2 separate regions of the Homo sapiens genome follow, and region 2 is linked to region 1. Evidence: chromatin contacts called from ENCODE Hi-C or POLR2A ChIA-PET data. All regions are on one chromosome and are shown on one strand. The core of a region is the stretch at or near the end of the contact, and the rest is flanking DNA. Distances in the headings are between cores, read along the strand shown.

Region 1 (6,574 bases), core at 2,003-4,502:
AGAGATGGGGGTTTCACCATGTTGACCAGGCTGGTCTCGAACTCCTGACCTCAAGTGATCCACCTGCCTCGGCCTCCCAAAGCGCTGGGATTACAGGTGTGAGCCATCAGGCGTGGCCAGGAGTTTTTTGAGTAACAGATTTCAGCAATTGATGTTTTGTTTTTTCAATTCCCTGAAATTTTTTTTATAGTGCTAAAAGTACTAATGCTATAAAAATAGTTGATGGATATTGTGATTGCCCTGAAAGAATAAAACTGACAATCATTTGTGAAGGGAGGAGTAGAGATAAAGTATCAAACATGATTAAGTTGTTTGTTTTTGGTAGCAATAATGTTAGAGGCTACAATTAGATTAACGAGGCTTTCTGGGCAAGTATACTGAATTTTTATTATCTCTGTGTAAATACTAGACTGTGAAAGAAGCTTTTCTTTCTCTCATGGATAGGATTATTGGAGACAAGACACCTTCTAAGACTAGCTTCTAAAAGAATAGAGGATGACTTATCTCATTTTTACTTATTTCACTGGTTTTAATTAAAATCTACCAAGTTTATTTTTCAGTAAGTGCATTTCTACTGATTGTGGAATTTTTTTTAAGGATTTTTTTTTTAAAGAGGCTGGAAAAGAAGACAGCAGATAATTTCATAGTTAGATCTTGAGAGCAAAGTTACAAAAATGAATTGACAAGGGCCAGGTGTTCAGGGAATGATTTCACCTACCAGATTCCATTAATGGTAATGGATGTGTGTAGCTGAATCACACATGCCTTGCTGGGAACAGTCCTCAGCTTTGTTAGTAAGGAGCTGTGTAGTAATACTGGTCTGCTTCAAACTGGTTTTCATTAGCTAATTTCATATTTCTTTTTTCTTTTTCTTTCTTTTTTTTTTTTTTTTTTTTTTTTAAGATGGAGTATTGCTCTGTCACCTAGGCTGGAGTGCATTGGCACCATCTCGACGCACTGCAACCTCTGCCTCCTGGGTTCAAGCGATTCTCCTGCCTCAGTCTCCAGAATAGCTGGGACTACAGGCGCCCGCCATCACACCTGGCTAGTTTTTGTTTTTTTAGTAGAGACGGGGTTTCACCATATTGGCTAGTCTGGTTTCGAATTCCTGACCTCAGGTGGTCCACCTGCCTCAGCCTCCCAAAGTGCTGTGATTAGAAGCATGAGCTACTGCACCCATCCGAATTTCCTATTTCTTTTCTTAGACTTTGCTTATAAAATACCTAGGAGGTAGATGTCCTTAACTTTGTTGTGGGGGGAAAATAGAAAATTTTCTCTCCCTCTCCTACTTCCTTTGGTGCATCAAGACCAGCAAGTTTAGAAAAATGTGGACCAGAGACATGTAGACTCATTCTTTATATGTATGACTAGAGGCCATAACTGTTGGATAATTTTGTGTTATTCTTTTATACAAAACAGGTCTTATTTAGAATATAGACGTTAAATATCTTTTTCTTCAATAGCTGTTCGGTTTGGTCGTATTCCTAAGCGTGAAAAACAGAGGATGCTAATTGAAATGCAAAGTGCAATGAAGACCATGATGAACAGCCAGTTCAGTGGTCACTTGCAAAATGACACATTAGTAGAACATCATGAACAGACAGCCTTGCCAGCCCAGGAACAGCTGCGACCCAAGCCCCAACTGGAGCAAGAAAACATCAAAAGCTCTTCTCCTCCATCTTCTGATTTTGCAAAGGAAGAAGTGATTGGCATGGTGACCAGAGCTCACAAGGATACCTTTATGTATAATCAAGAGCAGCAAGAAAACTCAGCTGAGAGCATGCAGCCCCAGAGAGGAGAACGGATTCCCAAGAACATGGAGCAATATAATTTAAATCATGATCATTGCGGCAATGGGCTTAGCAGCCATTTTCCCTGTAGTGAGAGCCAGCAGCATCTCAATGGACAGTTCAAAGGGAGGAATATAATGCATTACCCAAATGGTCATGCCATTTGTATTGCAAATGGACATTGTATGAACTTCTCCAATGCTTATACTCAAAGAGTATGTGATAGAGTTCCGATAGATGGATTTTCTCAGAATGAGAACAAGAATAGTTACCTGTGCAACACTGGAGGAAGAATGCATCTGGTATAGTGAAATCGATTTTTTGCTTACATTGTATCAGGGAAAGCTTTGAAAATTTTCTTTTATTCGGGAGATATGCTAACTTGGGGGGATGGTGTCAGGAAACCTAAGAAATTTACAGACTTAATTTTGTACAGTATTTTAGGTCAAATAATTTTAATAAACATCTTCTGATGAATGACCTAATTTCACACCCAGCTAGGTACAAGCATGTGATTTGATTGATCTGAGATTGGGATTAGGATTTTATGTAAAATATGATTCATGCAGAATTGGTCCTTTAATTCTTGGAAATCCCTTTGAAAATTTAAGCATTCTGGTTAATTAGTACCTTACTAGCTTTGGGATTTTCTCAAAGGGCCGAACTTTTCGCTTGCCATAGTTAGAAATTCTTTGATTTCTATAGAAAGAGGTTTTTTTTTTTTTTAACCATTATTATGCAAGAAGGTCTTTGGATATAGAACATAGATGTTTTATTGTTTGATAAATTTAGGAGTATTTTAATTTCATAGGCTAATTTCTAAGGATTTTCTCAGACTTCATCTTATGAGATGACTTAATGTTGGTCATATCATTGAAGCTTTTCTATTTTTCCATCAAATACGACATTCTACATCAAAGTACAGTGTTCATATTCAGCCAAAATTTCACCAAAAACAGCAGTACCACACCATTTCCAGTTTAAACCATGAAGTCCTTTGATAGTGCTTGGTATTTTCTACTGACAGGTAATTAAAGTCGTCTTTTTCATTTTCAAAATAGTTGACTCTACCTCAATCTTCATTAAAATTTTTGTTGTCACTTGGAGTTATTTGATTCTGTGGACCTTATGTTAGGCTAAGTCGTTGCTTTTTTGTTTTTTTTTTTGAGACATTCTTGCTCTGTTGCCCAGGCTGGAGTGCGGTGGCGCGACCTCAGCTCATTGCAACCTCCACCTCTTGGGTTCAAGCAATTCTCATGCCTCAACCTCCCAAGTAGTTGGGATTACAGGCATGCATCACCATGCCTGGCTAATTTTTGTATTTTCAGTAGAGACAGGTTTCACCACGTTGGCCAGGCTGGTCTTGAATTCCTGGCCTCAAGTGATTCACCCACCTCGGCCTCCCAAAGTGCTGGGATTACAGGCATGAGTCACCACGCCTGGCCAAGTGGCTGCCTTAATGAAGGAAAAATCTGTGGGCATTTTGGTTCTGATTTCATGATATTCTCTATGGTTTTGTAATCATCCCATTCCTAGATTTTGTATGGATTTAGTGAAAATTTAAAGGCTGATTTTACTAATAGAATATACAGGTGTGTTTCATCATCTTTTTGGTGTTTTTTTTTTTTTTTTAATAACTTCTTGGCTTCCTATTTTCCCTCACGCAGTCGTCATTTAGAAGACACACCTGTATCTGCAGTCCTTGTTTCCTGATTGAACAAGTAGAAGTCAGTGATCACAGCATTGTTTTTGAAATAAATGGGCAGTGACTTTTTTTTCTTTTTTTTTTTTTCGAGACGGAGTCTCACTCTGTCACCCAGGCTGGAGTGCAGTGGTATGATCTCGGCTCACTGCAACCTCCGCCTCCCGGTTCAAGTGATTCTTCTGCCTCAGCCTCCTGAGTAGCTGGGACTACAGGCGCAAGCCACCACGTCTGGCTAATTTTTTTAATTGTTGGTAGAGACAGGGTTTCACCATGTTGGCCAGGCTAGTCTCGAACTCCTGACCTTGTGATTCGCCTGCCTCGGTCTCCCAAAGTGCTGAGATTACAGGCGTGAGCCACTGCGCCCGGCCAGGCAGTGAGTGACCTTTTCAACAAAATGAGGCACCTTGCTGTTTTTTCTTCTTGGAAATTACAACATTGTAATTCTACCTATATAGAAATAAAGGAGTTTGGAAATATTAACTAAATGTGAATTTGGGCCTAGGCTTGTGACTTCTGGCTGTGTTGGACAAATCACTAAACCTCTCAGAGTCTCATTTCTCCACCTAAGAAATGGAAATTATAATCTGCCATGAATAATAGATTGAGAATCAAACAATTGAATTTGTTTGCAAAATTATAAAACACCATATACTAGCATAAGGTGGCAGCAGTGTTACAAAATAAACTCTTAAACCTGTGCAACAGGTGTTTGAAATAGCTTGTTATAGATGATATTTTTGCTTAGGCTTTTTTTTAATGATAAGTTAATTGCTATTTATATTAGGTTGCCAAGAGGCTTTCTACAGTATGGTGGGCAGCAAATGGATGAAGTGCTAATATCTCAGTAGATTTTACTTGTGTTTTGGGGGTTAAATTCATGTTGGGGTTTCTGATAATTGAGATGCTGCTTTTGACATTTCTTTACCACCTCTTAGTATTTAAGAGTTTTTCCGTTTTATGTATACTAGGTTTGTCCAATGAGTAAGTCTCCATATGTGGATCCTCATAAATCAGGACATGAAATCTGGGAAGAATTTTCGATGAGCTTCACTCCAGCAGTGAAAGAAGTGGTGGAATTTGCAAAGCGTATTCCTGGGTTCAGAGATCTCTCTCAGCATGACCAGGTCAACCTTTTAAAGGCTGGGACTTTTGAGGTAGGTTTTATTTATCCTGAATATTGATGCAGGCAGGGCATGTAGTATTTTATTTTCATGGATGTTTTAATTCTTTTTTTTTTTTTTTTTTTTTTGAGACAGAATCCTGCTCTGTCACCCAGGCTGGAGTGCAGCAGCGCGATCATAGCTCACTGCAACCTCTGCTTCCTGGGTTCAAGCATTCTCCAGCTTCAGCCTCCTGAGTAGCTGGGACTACAGGTGTGAGCTACCACGCCCGGCTAATTTTTTTTGTTTTTTTTTTTTTGTAGAAACAGGGTTTTGCCTTGTGGCCCAGGCTGGTCTCAAACTCCTGAGCTCAAAGCGATCTGCCCACTTTGGCCTCCTAAAGTGCTGGGATTACAGGTCTGAGCCACTGTGCCCGGCAGATGTTTTCATTCTTTTCTAAGTCAGTATTTATAGTCCAGAGTCTGAAACTATCAACAAAATAATCATCATCTCAGGATTTTGGGAACAGACTTGGGAGACTTGGTAAATCCAGAATTGTTTAGGATTTTATATATATTTTTTACTTATTATTTAGGATTTGAAATATAGGTATTCTGTATCTACAGCATATGAACTCCTGAGTTCTAGTATTGCTTTTAGATGTGGACTTAACAAGTTTCTGCAGTGTTAGACACCTCCTGAAAGCCTAGCCTAGCATTTACTGTATTCGATACAGAATAAGAAGGGCAAATAGAATGTGATTTCGTTTTTCGAGAGACTGTAGAATATTTTGGGGATATATCAGACATTTCTTATGTGCCACCTTAGCTCTTCCTGGTTTCACCTTGCTTCAGGATCCTTGGCTACTTTTCTGTCCCGCTTCTCTTGCAACACTGTATCCTGCTTGGGCTTGGGGTAGTCTCTACTGTATAACTTAACAGATGTGCCTCTCCTGGTCCTTAGTTAGGTGTCTTTCACCTTCTGTCTGCCCCAGGGCATCCCTTTTGCTGCCAAGGTGTGAGATGCCTTGGGACCTAATTAAGGACAACTCTGAGATTGGGGTGGTGAGAGGAAGTTGATGTTTGGTGGGCCAAATCTTTGAACCTTTTATGGATGGAAGAAGTGAGCCAGGGCTATATTTTCACTTCTCCCTGGATTTATTATAACGGAGGGAGTGAGATAACTAAGTAATATAATTGTTAACCGATTTAACTTGGATGTCAATTATAACATGGTGCTTAGAACACTTACTGTGATAGCTTTCTTTGTGGATAGTCTCTTTGGGTGTTGGTTTCTTGAAGCAGTTCAGTTAGACTTCATCTGCTTCCTTTGCCTTGGCTGCATTTGATGTGTTGATGTTTCGAAGTGTTGCTGCATTGGAATTTTGCTCTTTTTACTTAAGGCATAGAGGCCATGTGTTATACTTGGCAGCCTAAAGAGATTCTTTAATGCCTTTGGCCAGGGCCCAGTTTTAAATTTACTGGCACTATTTCTTGCTCTAATTTTATATTGCATTTCAGAATCTTTGTTAATAGAGTGGCAGAGTATCTTTGCCATGAGTGGCTAGAATTTCTTTTGATGTTCTTCTTGGAGTATTTATTGCTTTGGTAGAGAATCTGTCTTAAGAAAGTGGTTTTGGGACCGGGTGCAGTGGCTCATGCTTGTAATCCCAGCACTTTGGGAGGCCGAGGCAGGCCGATCACTTGAGTCCAGGAGTTCGAGACCAGCCTAGGCAACATGGTGAAACCCTGTCTCTACAAAAAATACAAAAATTAGCTGGGTGTGGTGGTATGTATTTGTATTCTCAGCTATTCAGGAGGCTGAGGTGGAAAGGATCACTTGAGCCGGGGAGGTTCAGGTTGCAGTGAGCTGTGATTGCATCTCCGGCCTGGGCAACAGAGCAAGACCCTGTCTCAATAAATAAATAAATAAATAGGCCGGGCGCTGTGGCTCATGCCTGTAATTCTAGCACTTTGGGA
Region 2 (6,602 bases), core at 2,046-4,545, 270 kb after region 1:
TGACACTGCAAATGTAGTTTCAGGCCAGATGGTGAAGAGTCTTGAAAGAGTTGCTGTGGAACTTGGGCTTTATCCTGTGAAAAATGGGGAGCCACGGAAGGTCTTTAAGCAGTGATCCAGTGTGAGAAAGGCAGCCCTGCTGCAGTGTGGAGGAGGCCTGCTTGGGAGGCTCACCCTTTGGTGGCACCTCTTTGAGTGGGATCATTGCTATTAGGTTGATGCAAAAGCAATTGCAGTTTTTGCCATTACTTCTAATTGCTTTTGTTTTTGCACCAACCTAATACTTGCCTGTCTCAGTATTCAAGGTCACAAGGCTAGACCAGTGCCAGAGAGAACACCTCCACTCCTTCTTGTAGAACTCCAGCACGCTTGCCCTGACCACACACCTTTGTCCCCTTGTGTTTCCTTTCTCTGTATCGAAACTACAGCACTGAAGGGGCATCTGTAAAAATTACCTCATGAAAAATCTTTCCACGTAGACCTGGTGAGTCATTGTTTATCCAACCTGTGCACTGAATCAAAACATGCTTCCCCTCACAGCTCATCATCAACCTTTTGTGGCCTTTTCAAACTGTCTTCCTTAGTTTTTCTTCTCCTTGGCTCTCTCAGGAGGAAGGGTAGCAGAGTGTCATGCAGCCTGATGTATCAGATGATAAGATTTAACAGGGCTCATCTATTAATACTTCAGCAGGTGCTTCATGGGCAGCCCAGAAAAGCCATGACTGACTGGGTTGGGGGCTGTGGGTTGGGGAACCTTCATTAGCAATTCTCTTGGTTCATTTTAAAAGGTCAGACCCATGAGTGTGACGTTATTACATACCCTAGCCCAAGACCATTAAAACTGGGAAGGCCTTCAGAGAAGGACATATCCATCTTCTCACCTAGCATTGAGCAAACGTGACTAGATGCAGAATCAGTGGACATGCTAGATTTCCTAGGAAGTTGCCGTGTAAGAGGGGGGCATAGCTTAGGGATGTGTCTTGAAGTTGTGTTTAGGTAGCAAGCAACTATTTTTATGAAGTTTATTTGGTATTGTGGGGTGCTGGGTATGACTGGAGTTCATGGGATGGGGCTGAACCCCTCACCCCACCCTGTCCCCACTTGAGCCTTCCCACAGCTCTGTCTGTGGCATCTGGAAGCACAGCTGAATAAATGCAAATGGCTGTCCCCCTAGGTGGGCTGCACCCATGCTAGGAGGGCAGTGAGGCTGTGGATCTCTTGGGGGTAAAAGTGGAGTTTCCCCTTCTTTTCCTTATCCCCCTCATAGGAGGAGAGGGAGAGCTATACATCAAACCTTTGACTCTGGTATTTGGGGAATATTTTAAAGAACAAGTCCAATCCCAGGTATGGAGGAAAGGCTCCTGGACTGGGCGTCATTCCAGATGGCTTTGGGTCTCAGTTTAGTAGTTTGGGGATCATGGACAAGTTCCTTTAACTCTTCAAGCCTCATTTGTAAAGATAAATCACAATTCCTGCCCTCTCAGGATTATGCTGAGGACCAAAGCAATTGGAAAATGCCTGTAAATTTAAAAGGAGGACACAAATGTAAGGTATTGGGAGACTTCTTTATTATTATAGGCATCATCATTATTATAGATGATCTCAACTCCTGGCCAGCCTCAATCATCCCAAAGGCATGGGGGAACTGAAACTCTTGCCTGGTCTAACTTTAAGCTTACCTGAGGTCATTTAAAGACTCAAGAACAATACAGAGCCCACCTCCCCAGATGCTGTCATTACAAAGATTAAAAGGAGGTGAAATTGCTTCTCCTTCACCTGCCCTGCCATTTTCCTCTTGCAAGGCTGAATTTTTGTGAAAAAAAATTTTTCCCTTTCAAGGTTACTTTGCATGTTCATTTAACCTTGCTGTGGGGAGTAAGAAAGTTTGGACACAGAAATAAATTTGTTCCCAAGTCTATAGCATCCTGAGTGCAGCCCCAGTTATCCTTCCCCGAGCCCTTTGCATTTTAATATTAAATCTAGGACCCAATGAAGTGAATAAATAATGGTTGAATTTCTCATGATAGGAATCAGTTAAGAACTCAAATAGGAGAACAGAGGCAAGGTGTTTTCAAATCATACCACGCTGTGATCCACCTTTTGTATTCAGTAAAACTAACCCTATTTGGGAATGTAGTATCAAAAAATCAGTAAGAGAAAAAATATGAAAAGCTAGCGTAGTTAGACTGGGCATGAGCCTAAAGAGGAACATAAAACTCTGAGTTAGTAAAAATGTGGAAAACTAGTGAAAGCTCTGTCTGTACCGTATCCCAGGTATTAATCTGAGTGGGTCACCTCTTGGAGGGGAAGGCAGTCAGAATTTCTCCACTGGGTATGGCAGGAGACTCATGCCCCACATAACAGACTTTAGCAAATGACTGTTGAATGGCAAAGCTATACTTTTCATTTCAGATTTTCAGGCAGTCTCTGTAAGTGTTTTGCCGTCAGGAAGGGAAATAATTCAACCAGGGTCTATGGTTGAAACTGAGCTTAATTTGCTGTTGCTGATATTTCTTTTTATTCTTAGTAAAATAATTCACTTTTACTTCCACTCCACCCACTCTCTCAACTCCAGTTCAACAATCTCATTCTAGAGTTCCCCCTACTCTTTATGTTAGTCAATATCCAGGCCAAATCATTGTCCTCTTCTCTCTCTTCCCCTTCCTCTTCCCCTCTCCTTTTCCACCTCTCTCCCAGACAAAGTCACCATGGCATGTTACAAAGAGCATTGGCCTTGCCACTTAAATATGGGATACTGAGTCAGGAGTAACCATTCCTAAAATGGGAATAAGGCCGTAGCTCTCAAAGGTGACATTGGGTTAAGTGGGACGTGCACACTTAATCCATGGTAGTATTCTATACCCTTCAATGCTGGGTTCTGGGGCTACAAGCAGAGTAAAATCCGATTCCTGTGTTGAGGACTAGGTCAGCAGTGGCAGAGGTGGAATGGGCCTTAAAACAAACAAACAAAGCCCCCTGCAAATCTAAAAGCATCAACCACATCTAATTTATTGTCACATTGAGTGAAACATGGAGCACTTTTAAGCCAAATAAGGTAGTGATAGAAAAGTAAAGAAGAAAACAGCCAGTAAAAATTTTATGAGACCAACCTGAAAGGACCAGCTTGGCCACCTGCTGTTTATAGTGCGGTTTCCTTATGGCTGTCTTTCTCTACAGGTGGACTATCATCTCCGAACACTCCTAAGAAATGGAAGATAGTCTCTTAAGAGGACAGCCCAGAGGTAGTTTGAGGAAACGTCTGACAGCAGGAAAAACAACTTCAGCAGATGCCCCTTTGGCCAAAGCATGCTGTTAAAACTGACTCTACTGACACCTGGTGGAGAGTAGGGTAACTTCTCCCTGCTAAAGAGGGTGTGTGTGTATGTGTGTGTGTGTGTGGGGGGGGGGGGGGTGTGTGGGGTGTGTGTGTGATGAACGGATTGGAAACACATTCATCATGTCAGGGAAATTAATTCCTAAGGAATGAGGGTACCATGCAGAACCACCAGATGCCAGAATATATAATTGTGGTTAGGTGACTCACTGAGACACATGCATGAAAAACAACAAACAAGAATGTGAAAATAAAACATTAAGACTGCAGCAAATGATTTATTATTGATTTTTAAAAAGAGTTTGATAATGAGTAAGACAATAACAAACAATCCACTCCCTTCTGCAACCCTGGATGGTGTCATAAGAAAAGACTCTAGTACTTGACCCCTTGATAGTATCATCTGAAATTTAAAAGAAAATTCAATCTTGTCCCAGGGAGACAGTGTCTCTCAGTCTGAGCCAGTGCTCTGCTGCCTCTGGAATCTGCAGTGAGCTCCTTCAGATTTTTAACCCTGGGATAAAAAGAATAATCTTCCTAAATGGAGTGTTATGAAGACTGCTGTGCTCCTGAAATTCCCTTGAAGATGAAAATAAAATTATCCTAATAAATATAACTGTTTACTACTTCTTCAGTGTCAAATGGGGGGCAGGGGACATGGGGCTACATTGCAAAGCTCTTGCAGAAATTGACTTCGGAAACTTTGTCTCCATTCTCACGCATTAGGTTCTTTTTTTTTTTTTTTGAGACAGAGTCTTGCTCTGTCACCCAGGCTGGAGTGCAGTGGCATGATCTCAGCTCACAGCAATCTCTTTCTCCTGGGTTCAAGCAATTCTCCTATCTCTGCCTCCTGAGTAGTTGGAATTACAGGCACAAGCCACCATGCCTGGCTAAGTTTTGTATTTTAAGTAGACCCAGGGTTTCACCATGTTGGCCAGTCTGGTCTTGAACTCTTGGCCTCAAGTGATCTGCCCACCTCGGCATCTGAAAGTGCTGGGATTACAGGCGTGAGCCACTGCATTCAGTCGCACATTAGGTTCTTGTTTAATTCTGCTTGGTAAAGGTTCTGTTGGCTCTTTATCAGAAATTCCAGTGGCTTTCTGTGAGGTGTCAGGTGCATGGTATAGCACACACAGCCTGAATTTGTCTTTCAACAGTGTGTATCAAAGGTGATTTTCAGGAATGCACCAGAGCAATTAGAGCAATCATTAGTTCCAATTTGCAAGAATTAATCCATCATATTTGGGACACTAAATGAGAATTTACATCATCATTATTATTATTTGATGGAGTCTTGCTATGTTGCCCAGGCTGGTCTCGGACTACTGGTCTTAAGCAATTCTCCTGTCTTGGCCTCTATCATTATTATTTATTATTTTGAAAAATCACAGGAGCCTTGGTTAAGGGTTGTCTCAGGGAGCTAGGATGGGTAGGTCTGGGTAGGAAGGTTATAAAGGAAAGAAGTCCCTCAAAGATGCATATAGTTCTAATTTTCTTTCAGCTTCTCCCCTGCTAATATTTAAATTTAGAATGTGTATTTCCTGCAATGTGATGGCTTGAATGCATGATCCTGCCAGAATGTGTACAGTTAAACTATACCTGGGGACAGTCATGCTGTAACAGAGATTCCCAACTTTCTCAGTGTATGTCACTCTTAGTGTTTCAGTAATATTTTTTACGGTGACCCTAGGTCAAAAGAAATACTTAAATGCCCTGTTTATGAAGTTATGAGGTCCAAACAGCTTGACAGGTGGATTTGCATGGTGTCTGACAGTTGTTTCTGGGTTTCCCTCAAAAATTAAAAACATCCCACTGTATTTCTGTGGGGTTGCTGTGGTACCCAAGGTGCTCTGGTACAGATTTTGGGAACCATGGCTATAACAGCTTTGAAAATCAGTGAAAAGTCTAGAAGTGTGATTTGCAGTATCTCCTTTCACCCCTCACTCTTTGTGAGACCATGGCCACAACATTTGACCTAAAGGTGCCATTAAAAAGTTTCATACAGCCAAGTGAGTCGGCCTGGCTTACCACTTGGTGTGGAGGATATGAGAAAGAGACACAGAGTGAAGTCTTAGCAGGATTTAAGGCAGTCCTGGGAATAAATCAGGCTTGGTTATTATTCAGTAGTTTACTGAGCCCGCGTCAAATGGGGAGGCTGTGACGAAGAATCTAAAAAGTAAAAGAACACAGCCCTTATATAATCTGAGAAGAGGATGCAGTAAGTCAGATTATCACTGGAAATTACACGGATGCCAACCATAGCTGAGAAGCTGGCTAGATACTGAACACTTCACATTCTTAGGTGAAAATCAGACAAATGAGCACAAGATGTTCACCATGTTGGAAGAGTTGTACGAATACCTCAGTAGATGAATAAATGACCGGTTGCCTGCATTCCAATTCTGTGCTGCTTCTGACTTACAGGTAGCAAGGAGCTACCTATAGCATAAGCTAAACTAGTGTCTTTCAAACTTTGGTGAGCATGTGAAGGGTTTGTTAAAACCAATTGCTGGGCTCCATTCCCAGAGTTTCTGATTCAGTTAGTTTGGGGTGCCTGAGAGTCTGCATTTCTAACAAGTTCCTAGGTGATCTGGATATACTTTCCAGGGCCCACATGTTGAGAACCACCAGCCTGATCCATTTAAGAACATGTTGGAGGAACTAAGGTGCCATCCTGGTAGGCTGTACTCACTCAACACATGGCAGGCACCCCCACCTTTCCATCCTGACCAGCACACGGTCAGCCTTCTCTAGAATATTTCCAGTGAACGGCAGCTTACTCTGGCCAACACGTCCAGCTGTGTTGGTGGACTGTGCCCACTGAGGGCCACTTGCATTTTAAATGGGCACACCTGAATTTGGGACGCTCAACTCCTGTGGCAACAAAACGGCAATGAGACACAATGGGAAGGGGAGTGTACCCATTGGGCACTTTGATTTTGTATTTTCCAAAAGATTGGCTTTGCACTCTGCTTACTTGTAAGTATGGGGCACAACCACACAGGATGCAGAAAAAGCATTCTCAGTTCTCAAGGAGGGGTTTTCACGGCAGAATCATCTGAGGAGCTTTGCTCACCGTCTCCAGGCCTGGGCCCAATAATGCGTACTTAGAAAAGCCACTCAGGTGATTCCACTGAGACCTTCTGCTCATGGGAGAAGTGCTTGAGTTTGAGCGTGGAGACAGGTCACCCTACTGTCCTCTTAACCCTACAGCCATTTGCTCTGCCACTGCGAGGCCACATGTGTATGTCTTACTGTATTATGTCCT

What was found. A loop is a pair of places that touch in the nucleus more often than their neighbours do. ChIA-PET counts read pairs that join two places held with the same protein, here RNA polymerase II (POLR2A). Pooled maps may share reads with other maps.
Region 2: a loop to region 1 is called in a pooled map, with 2.8 times the contacts of the local background. The contact joins two enhancer-like sites. A Hi-C loop is called at or near these places in 5 of 50 pooled maps. POLR2A ChIA-PET finds 5 or more read pairs at or near these places in 2 of 52 experiments (BJ and activated T-cell).

The regions. Positions count from the first base shown.
Region 1 is chr3:23,960,514-23,967,087 of GRCh38, forward strand. It overlaps NR1D2 (nuclear receptor subfamily 1 group D member 2), which reads left to right. Exons shown (of 8, transcript NM_005126.5): 5 at 1,464-2,092; 6 at 4,464-4,649. Among named protein-coding and RNA genes, the nearest start is that of NR1D2, 19 kb to the left of the region's middle. Within about 2 kb of position 3,253, at least 5 of the 41 ENCODE cell types and tissues checked have a DNase peak (open chromatin) inside an H3K27ac peak, as active enhancers do.
Region 2 is chr3:24,234,881-24,241,482 of GRCh38, forward strand. The region is part of intron 3 of THRB (thyroid hormone receptor beta); the gene reads right to left. Among named protein-coding and RNA genes, the nearest start is that of THRB-AS2, 87 kb to the left of the region's middle. Within about 2 kb of position 3,296, at least 5 of the 41 ENCODE cell types and tissues checked have a DNase peak (open chromatin) inside an H3K27ac peak, as active enhancers do.